Linked DNA regions of Homo sapiens: region 2 is linked to region 1. The links are chromatin loops, found by intact Hi-C in ENCODE. Cell type or tissue: mammary epithelial cell. All regions are shown on one strand. Region 1 holds the start of B4GALT2 (beta-1,4-galactosyltransferase 2). Region 2 overlaps ST3GAL3 (ST3 beta-galactoside alpha-2,3-sialyltransferase 3).

What was found. A loop is a pair of places that touch in the nucleus more often than their neighbours do. Peaks named below come from ENCODE experiments on the same cell type or tissue, not always from the same donor. Only the 100,000 strongest peaks of a DNase experiment are listed, where the experiment ranks them.
Region 2: it touches region 1 in a loop (7-fold over the local background); 1 of 110 quality-filtered maps calls a loop at or near these places.

The regions. Positions count from the first base shown.
Region 1 is chr1:43,978,624-43,982,623 of GRCh38, reverse strand. It overlaps B4GALT2 (beta-1,4-galactosyltransferase 2), which reads right to left and starts at 3,414. Exons shown (of 7, transcript NM_003780.5): 1 at 3,113-3,414; 2 at 1,151-1,515; 3 at 700-935. The coding sequence starts at 1,463. RefSeq lists enhancers at 1-573, 2,938-3,529, 3,530-4,000 and silencers at 3,041-3,150, 3,421-3,520. In mammary epithelial cell, no CTCF peak of the experiment used is centred here; DNase peaks (open chromatin) are centred at 1,403, 1,783 and 2,633; H3K4me3 peaks cover 2,530 bases; H3K27ac peaks cover 1,701 bases.
Region 2 is chr1:43,906,644-43,910,643 of GRCh38, reverse strand. The region is part of intron 9 of ST3GAL3 (ST3 beta-galactoside alpha-2,3-sialyltransferase 3); the gene reads right to left. Among named protein-coding and RNA genes, the nearest start is that of ARTN, 25 kb to the left of the region's middle. In mammary epithelial cell, a CTCF peak has its summit at 1,567 (motif pointing left); no DNase peak of the experiment used is centred here.

The DNA of each region.
Region 1 (4,000 bases):
CCAGTTATCTTGCTGGCCCTGCATCCTCCAGGTCCCTCTGCCTAGAATGCTGGCTTCTGCAGCCCCTGATGCCTGCTCATCCCGCAAGACCCATCTCAGCAACTGCTTCCCAACCCCAGGGCTGGACTGGGGCCCTCTGTGCTCCCACGGCCCCCTGCTCCACCTCCACTTGTGTCCCATCATACGGGAGGGACCCATGTCCAAGTCTAGGAGGTCTCTGTGGTCGGCGGGGGCGGGGGGGCCTGCATCAGAGGTCCCTTCTGGGACCTAGTGGCCAGCCCTAGCCAGGTCCACCAAAGGCCTTAAGATGCTGAGCTGAGTGCCCTGGCCTCAGCTGTGGCTGGCACCTACCCCAAAGGGTTCTACAGGCTTCATCCTTCTTTCAGGGTCTAACTCCCTCTCCTCAGGGCCCTCAACATCTCCTCCTACAGCATACCCAAGGCCTGCACCACCATGGGGTGAGGCCTGCCAAGGGTAGAGAGTGGGGCTCAACCCCTTCTGAGACCATGCACACACCTGCCAGTGTGCATGCCAACATTCACATGCACACACTGTGCGTACACATTCCTGTGCACACTGACAAACACCGACTACCCACGCCCAGGTCCATCCACATATCCACACGGGCAGACAAGGACCCACAAACGCCCCCAACCCACATATATACACCAACAGGCACATGGACCCCCGCATGGGCACCTGGTTGATGACATAGACGCCGTAGCGCAGCCGCTGCCGCCTCAAGATGGGGTGTAGATAGTGGAGCCAGTAGCGCAGGTGGTGTTCCCGGTGTCTAAAGGGGATGATGACCGCCACCGTCTGGGCTGGGGTGCAGTCGGGCGGTGTGTATCGGCCGCCCATGAGCACGCCTGGGTTCTCCCTCTGCACCCGCTCCAGGGGCATGGGTGAGGTGAACTCGATCAGCAGTCTGCCCACTGCAGACAGGACAGTGTCAGGAATCAGGGCATTGGCCAGAATCCACAGATACCAGCCCCCACCCTCAGCCTGGGGGTGGGCTAGGGAACCCCAAGAATAGCCCTCTTACAACAGACCTGGACCCCTGGCACACCCCTGGGTCCAGATGCCATTTCTCTAGTCAAACCAATAAAACCCTGTTTCCCCACAGGCAGGCCCTACCCTCCAGGCTCACCAAGACCAGGTGGCGAGTCAGGACAGGGTGGCAGCGTGGGAGCCGTGGGACCGGGCAGGGCACTGGGGACCTCAGGGAGCCCGGAGCTAGAGGCGGTGGCGTTGGGCCGGGAGCAGTTGCTGCTGCTGCTGCTGCTGCTAGCAGCTGGGTGGAGGGCATGGGCAGGGCCTCGGGCACTGAAGCGGCTGAAGAAGGCCAGGTGCTGGGCGTAGACGTCAAAGTAGAGGATGACGGCCACGAGGAAGTGCAGCAGGCAGAGAAGGAGCACAGCCTTGCAGACGCGCTCCAGCGTCCCCCCCAGCAGTCTGCTCATCCCGCAGGCGGCCACTGGCCCGCCCAGTGGGCCCGGGCATCCGGCTGCTGGCCTGAGCAGGGTGGGAGGGAAACAGATCCAGCAGGTCAGGGCAGGACAGGCAAGGCTGCCCACCTACCTCCCACTCAGCTGCTCACACTCGTGGGCCACACCTCACACTGACCTGCTCATACCCTTTCACACTCACAGACTCAAGAATTTACCTCCAAACAGACACCCAGGCACAGTTCCCGGCAACTCAGTACTCACATCCTCAAGCACACCCCACTACTAAGCCACATACATTTACCTTCCTCCACCTCACTGACACACACACTCAGGCACTCACCCTTATTGCACAACTCTACACACACACTCACGCATTCCCAGGAACACAGACACGTGAACTCTAACCACACTGGTTTGTACCTAAGCATGGAGACATGTTTACCTATAGACCCCCATGTGCCCCTGTGCCCCTGAGAACAGACACCTCACATGGCAGCATCCTTAACCCAGAACTCATGGCTTGGGGAAGAGGGAAGAGACGGAATACTGTGCACCTACCATGCAGGAGCACTTTATACTCATGACTTCATTTAGTCCTTCCAGGAGCCATGGTGGGAAGTGGTTTGGTCATTCAGATCCCAGCGACAAGCAGGCCAGGCCAACTGGGACCAGGCTGGGAAGTTGCCCTCAGCATCCGGGGGGCCCAAATACAGACTGGATGTTTACAGAATCCCTTCCCACTGGAGCAAAACGTCAAAATACGGGGCAAGGCAGGGGACACCCCTCACTTAAGACCTCAAAGCCAGCCCCTTGGGACTGGGACCAAGACTCTGGGTCCTGCCCAGCACAGCTGGTTCTGATTCCCGGAACGGGATGCTTGGGCCTGGAGATGGGCACAGCACTGGGCATGGCAGGAAGGGGGTCTTGCCTGGGCGATGGCTCCAGCTGTGGTTCCAAGAGAGCGGCAGCCACTTCTGGCAGTGCTTCAGGGAGCAGGGTGAGTCTCACAGGCACACAGAATCACAGGGACACCCTGGTCCCAGCTGGTCACCCACACTCAGACACACAGAGAACTACAGTCACAGACACACCCGGGTGACAGTAACACACTAAGTCCCACACTCACAAACAAGGCCACTGCTCCTGGACTTCCACAGCCATACATCCAGACTCTCAGACAGCTCACACCCAGACCCACGTGCAGACATTCCCACCCTCCCTCCGGCGCAGGGGTTCTGGGTCAGGCTGGCGGCCAGGCTGAGGGGTGCGTTTGGGCGGGGCTGGCAGGCTGAACACGTGGCACCCGCGGACGGGCAGGCCGCACAGACCGGGTGGGTGTGGAGCCTGGGGGCAGGGGGAGTGGGTGGAGGGCAGCGGATGAGGCAAAGGCCAAGGGGAAACGTGTATGGAACGCCTCCCCGCGCCACGAGGCCGGGGCGAGCGAGGACAATGAGGGAGGCCGGCTGGACGCGGGCGGAGAAGCCCAGGAGGGGCGCCGGAGTGGGGGCGGGGTGGGGGCAGCCAGGCCGGGGTCTGGCCGCCGGCGCCTCTCTCACCGGCTCCTGGGTTGGGATCTCGGGGCCGCGCTCGGGGTGCCCCTCGCGGGGCTGGGTCTGGAATCTCGGGGCCCTGGGTGGGGGCCGCGCGCGCCCTCCTCTCACCCGGCGCTCGGGGCTCAGCAGGGGACGCCGCTCCGACTTGGGCAGGGCTCCCGGCTCCGGCGGCTGCGGACGGTTCCGTCCCCCATGGCCCGGCCCCGCCGCCTCCCGCCGCCCGGTCAGCGGCCACCGCGGCCCCCGGGTCGCCTCCCGCCGCCGCCGCCGCCGCCGCCGCCGCGGGCCATGGAGCCGAGCCGCCCCGGGGGGCAGGGCGGGGCCGGGCGGCCGGGCAGACCCACGGACCGGCGGACCCACGGACCACAGCGCCGCCGCCTCCCTCCCGCGCTACGGCGCCTCGGAGGGGCAGGCCCGGCCCGCGCGCCCGCGCGCGCGCCCCCGCGGCCCCCGCCTCCAGCACGCCCGCACCCGCCGCGCGCCGCTGCGAGCCCGCCCTGCCGGCGGCCGAACCCGGGCACCCAGGAGGCACGGACCTGGGAGCGCGGGAGGAAATGGGTCAGGCTCGTCCAAAGGGTGGGCTTAGAGGTCGGACCGGCGAGCGGGTGCAGACCGTGGAGTCCCTTAGCGGGGAGTGGGGATTGCATTGGAGCGCGAACTCCCCAGGAAGGGGACCTGGAGGTTGGGCGGACTCAGGCTGCGGGGCTAGGGATTTGTCAACTCTTTAATTGGACCAAGATTCAAGGTCGGCCAGCAGAGAGGGGGCAGGACCCTTAAAGGCGTGGGCTGGAGGTGGCTGGGGCTTCTGGGGTAACAGGAAACAGGGTCAGGGAAGGAGAAAACGAGATTGGATGGGGTGGGAGGAGCTGCCCTGGGCCCTGGGAACAAGGATCAGAGTAGAGGTTTCTGGGAGGGGCTGCTGCTAGAAGGACAGGACCATCACTGGAGGCAGAGACCACTGCCTAGGCTCCAGGCCTCACAAGGACGGAGATGATG
Region 2 (4,000 bases), 72 kb after region 1:
AGGCCCAGGCCCTGTTGCTCTCGCCAACACTCTCACTCCTTATCCTGTGGTCTGGGTTTCTGCCCAGTGGGCAGGCAATATTTCTTGTGCCCATTCTCACTTCTCAGAAGGTGACTGTCATTGCAGATGAGCACAGTGTGTCACTGTTGTCCTGTGCATTGTCCTACTAGTTCTTATAGCAGAATAACAGGTAGCTATGCAGGGAAGCTTTCATGATTTCCATTTTATAGATGAGGAAAATGAAACTCAAAGATGTGAATTGTGGCAGAAGATGAGATTTGTCTTCAGTTCCTAACACTGAGGCCAGTGCTTTACCTGCCAATCCTGCCTGCACTGAAGGTTTGGGGATAGCAGCTGTGCTGGCTGGTCCAGGTGCCCACACCCTCGGCAGGACTGCTGTGCTACTGCTTTATACTCCATCATGTAGTGAGACCATAACTCACATAAAAAAACCCCTTAGGTAATATTTGGGTTTGGCTATTACAAACAACACTACAAAATATAAAGTAACACTACAATAAAAATCTTTGTGCACAGACTTTTCCTTCCTCTGGGTGATGGCTCTCGGTACCAAGTTCCATTTCCTTTCCAAAAAACTGGTCCCTATTTGTTTACTCCGACCAGTAGCCTTTGATACAACTGTCACTGCACTCTTGGCAGCATCATGTAGGATAATTTAACACATTATTTGAAAACATGGTAGGTGATAAATGGCACCCTGTTTCCTTCACATTAATTTCTCTGACTGCTAGGAAGGTTAAACCTATTTCTGTTGTTTACTAGTTATCTTTCTTTCTGTGTGATCTGTTCAGTTTCCTGTCCATTATCTGCTGGGATTCTAATGGCTTTCTTGTTAACTCTCATAATAACCCTTTGCCTGCCATATGTTCTAAATATGTTTTTCAAGGTTGTGCGGCAGTCTTTTTGTGTTAACTTGAAATTCTAATATGTTATCAAATTTGATTTCTTCTAGCACTTGTGTCTTGAAAGTTCTTTCCCTCCAGGGATTTGATTTCTATCCTTACTTTAAAATTCCCTTTGGTTGTATTTTTATATTTCGCTTTTTAGTCCGTTTGGGATTTATTTTGATGTGTGCTATGAGGAGAGGGTCAGAAAACTTTTTGAAAGCTATATTTGGAAAAAAGCGATGAACAAAAAGAAGAGCCGGCTTGGGGCGGTCCGTGTGATGCCAACAGGCAACTGAAAGGCAGAGCGCCAGGGACTGTTCAGTTCTCATTTCTTTATCAAGGAGAATGATCTTGGAACTGCATAAAGAAGATCAAACATGGCTAAGAGGAAAGAGATGCCCTGGAGAGGCAAGAAGAGAGCAAAAGGATGCAAGGGTCTGAACCTAAAAGAAAGACCTTCCAGGGCAATGAAAGGAGGTAGCCTAGTTGAGAGGAAAGAGCCTGACTGAGAGGCAGGAGTTTGGAGTTAGAATCCTGACTCTCCTCGAAGGTACTGTTGCACTCTGGGCCTCAGTTTCCACATCTGCTTATTTACTTATGTATACCAACTATGCCTCACTGCTGGAGGTGATGGGCTTACAGAGATCAACAAGACAGCTGCTGCCCTCCTGAGGCTTATAAGAAGAGGAGCATCTCATACATCCATGGGTAGGGAAACAGGTAGAACATAGAGGCGTGAAATAGGATCCATAGGTCCATATAGCCAGAGTGGAGAGTACATGGCGGGTGCTAAAGAGTGGCAAGGGCCGGGCGCAGTGGCTCACACCTGTAATTCCAGCACTTTGGGAGGCTGAGGCAGGCAGATCACCTGAGGTCAGGAGTTTGAGAGCAGCCTGGCCAACATGGCGAAACCCCATCTCTACTAAAAATATAAAAATTAGCCAGGCGTGGTGGCAGGCACCTGTAATCTCAGCTACTTGGGAGGCGGAGGCAGGAGAATCACTTGAACCTGGAGGGGGTGGCGGAGGTTTCAGCGAGCTGAGATTGTGCCACTGCACTCCTGTCTGGGTGACAGAGCAAACTCCATTTCAAAAAAAAAAAAAAAAGAGTGGCAAGGAGAAGGGAAGGCTTGGAAGGGGCCAGATCATGGAGTTCTGTGCTGTGGAATTGAAGTTTTATCCTGCAGGCCATTGGTTCTTGAGCTTGAGCCTGCGCAAATCATCCAGAGGGCTTATTAAAAGAGAACGCTGGGCCCAACCAGAGTTTCTCATTCAGAAGCTCTAAGGTGAGGCCCCCACTGAAAAATGTACATCTGATAAGTTGCCAGGTGATACTGGTGCTGCTGGTATGAGAAGGAACTTTGAGAACCACTGCATCTAGGAAATGGGGATCCAAAGCAGGGGAATGAAGCACCTGGTCACTTTAGGAGGATTCTTTAGAATACAGACATAGAGAAGGGATTGGAGAGAGACCTGACTGGAGGCAGGGAAACAGACAGAAAGCTGCTGAAATAATCCAAGCCAGACAGATTTAGAAGGGAGAATGAAAGATCTGGAGACTGAAGAGTCGAATATGGAAGGCAAAGGCAATGGTGGAATCAGGATGCTTCCCGGGTTTTTGGCCATGAGTTTTAAGAATCAGGGGCTATCCCTAGAACCCAGCGCTGTGCCCACTACACAGTAAATGCTCACTGGATGCTTGCTGACAAGCTGCTCCTTTAAAGGGAGGGCAGAGGTTGAGTCTGCTGGATTTAGAATCAGAAGGTCACTGCCAGGTGAGAGTGGCTTTGGAAGCCAGGATGGAGAGGCTGAGAAACAGACGGCAAACAGGGAGACACTGGGACAGGCGATGACTTTTCCCAGAAACTTGAAAGAGAAAAGAAGAGAGGTGAACATAAGCTAAAGAGAGGGCTTTTATTTTTAAGGTGAAAGAGATCCAAATACATTCATAGATGTGAGAGGAGGACCCGGCAAAGAGGTGAGAAAGGAGACAAAGGAATGAAGACAGTCCTGAGAAGGTGAAGGGAGATGGCATCCAGGACAGGAGAGAACTGACCATGAATGGCAGAGGCACAGGAGGGATGGTAGAGGAGGAAGCAGGGATGAATGGGGATGCAGGTAAGTTTGTAGATGGGAAGCAGGAAGCCGAGAGTTCTTGGCTGGTGACAACCTTTATTTTCCCTGTGCAGCTGGACATGCAATTTCTTTGGAATAGGATGGAGGTACAGTGGAATTGAAGATGATGAGGGTAGAGATCTGAGATGATCAAGGACCCCGGACAGGACACAGGAATGGGAAGCAGCACTGAGATGCTACTAAGGTGACACCATGTGTTACCACCTTGGCTGTAGCTTCTCTCCCATGGGTGACATTCAGTCCCTGGTACTGGACTGGCTGGATCTGAAGGAAAGCACTGGGAAAGGGAGCTGTCGAGTGAGTGAGACTGTGCTTGAAGAACGGGACTGCACATGATGTTGGTGATTGCTTTGGATTTGCTGAATCAATGAATAAATGGGAGGTGTTATAGTGCAATGGTTAAAGTGAAACACCTTCGGTCCAAAATGCGGCTCTACTGCTTACTGCTACTCATAGTATCTGCCTTGTAGGGTTGTGGAGATGGCTGGCTGAGATGATGCATATAAACCACATCGTCCAGGGCCTGGCATGGAGAAGAGTTAACAGTAGTTCTTACCATCCTCACAGACCATGGCAGATAGGAGCTGACTGATGGAGGATTCTAACCAGGAAGGTAGGTGGTCAGATTTATTTCTTAGGAAGATCCCTGAGGCAGTGAGATCTGAGTTTTAATTAGGCTCTACCACTTAACTAGTTGTGTGACCTTACACAAGTAACATATCCTCTCTGTACCCTAGTTTCTTAATCTCTAGGATGGGGATAATAACAGTACCTAGCTATAGGGTCATTATGAGAACTGAATGAATTCAAGGAAAGCTGATAAACTGAAGAGCTTAATAAGTGACAGCTATAATGATAATGATAGTGATGACAGAAGGAAGAGGAGAACAAAAGGAAGGAAAAGCAGCAAGGAGAGGAACAGGAGGAGGAAGAGTGGCGGGAAGAGGAGCAGGAGGA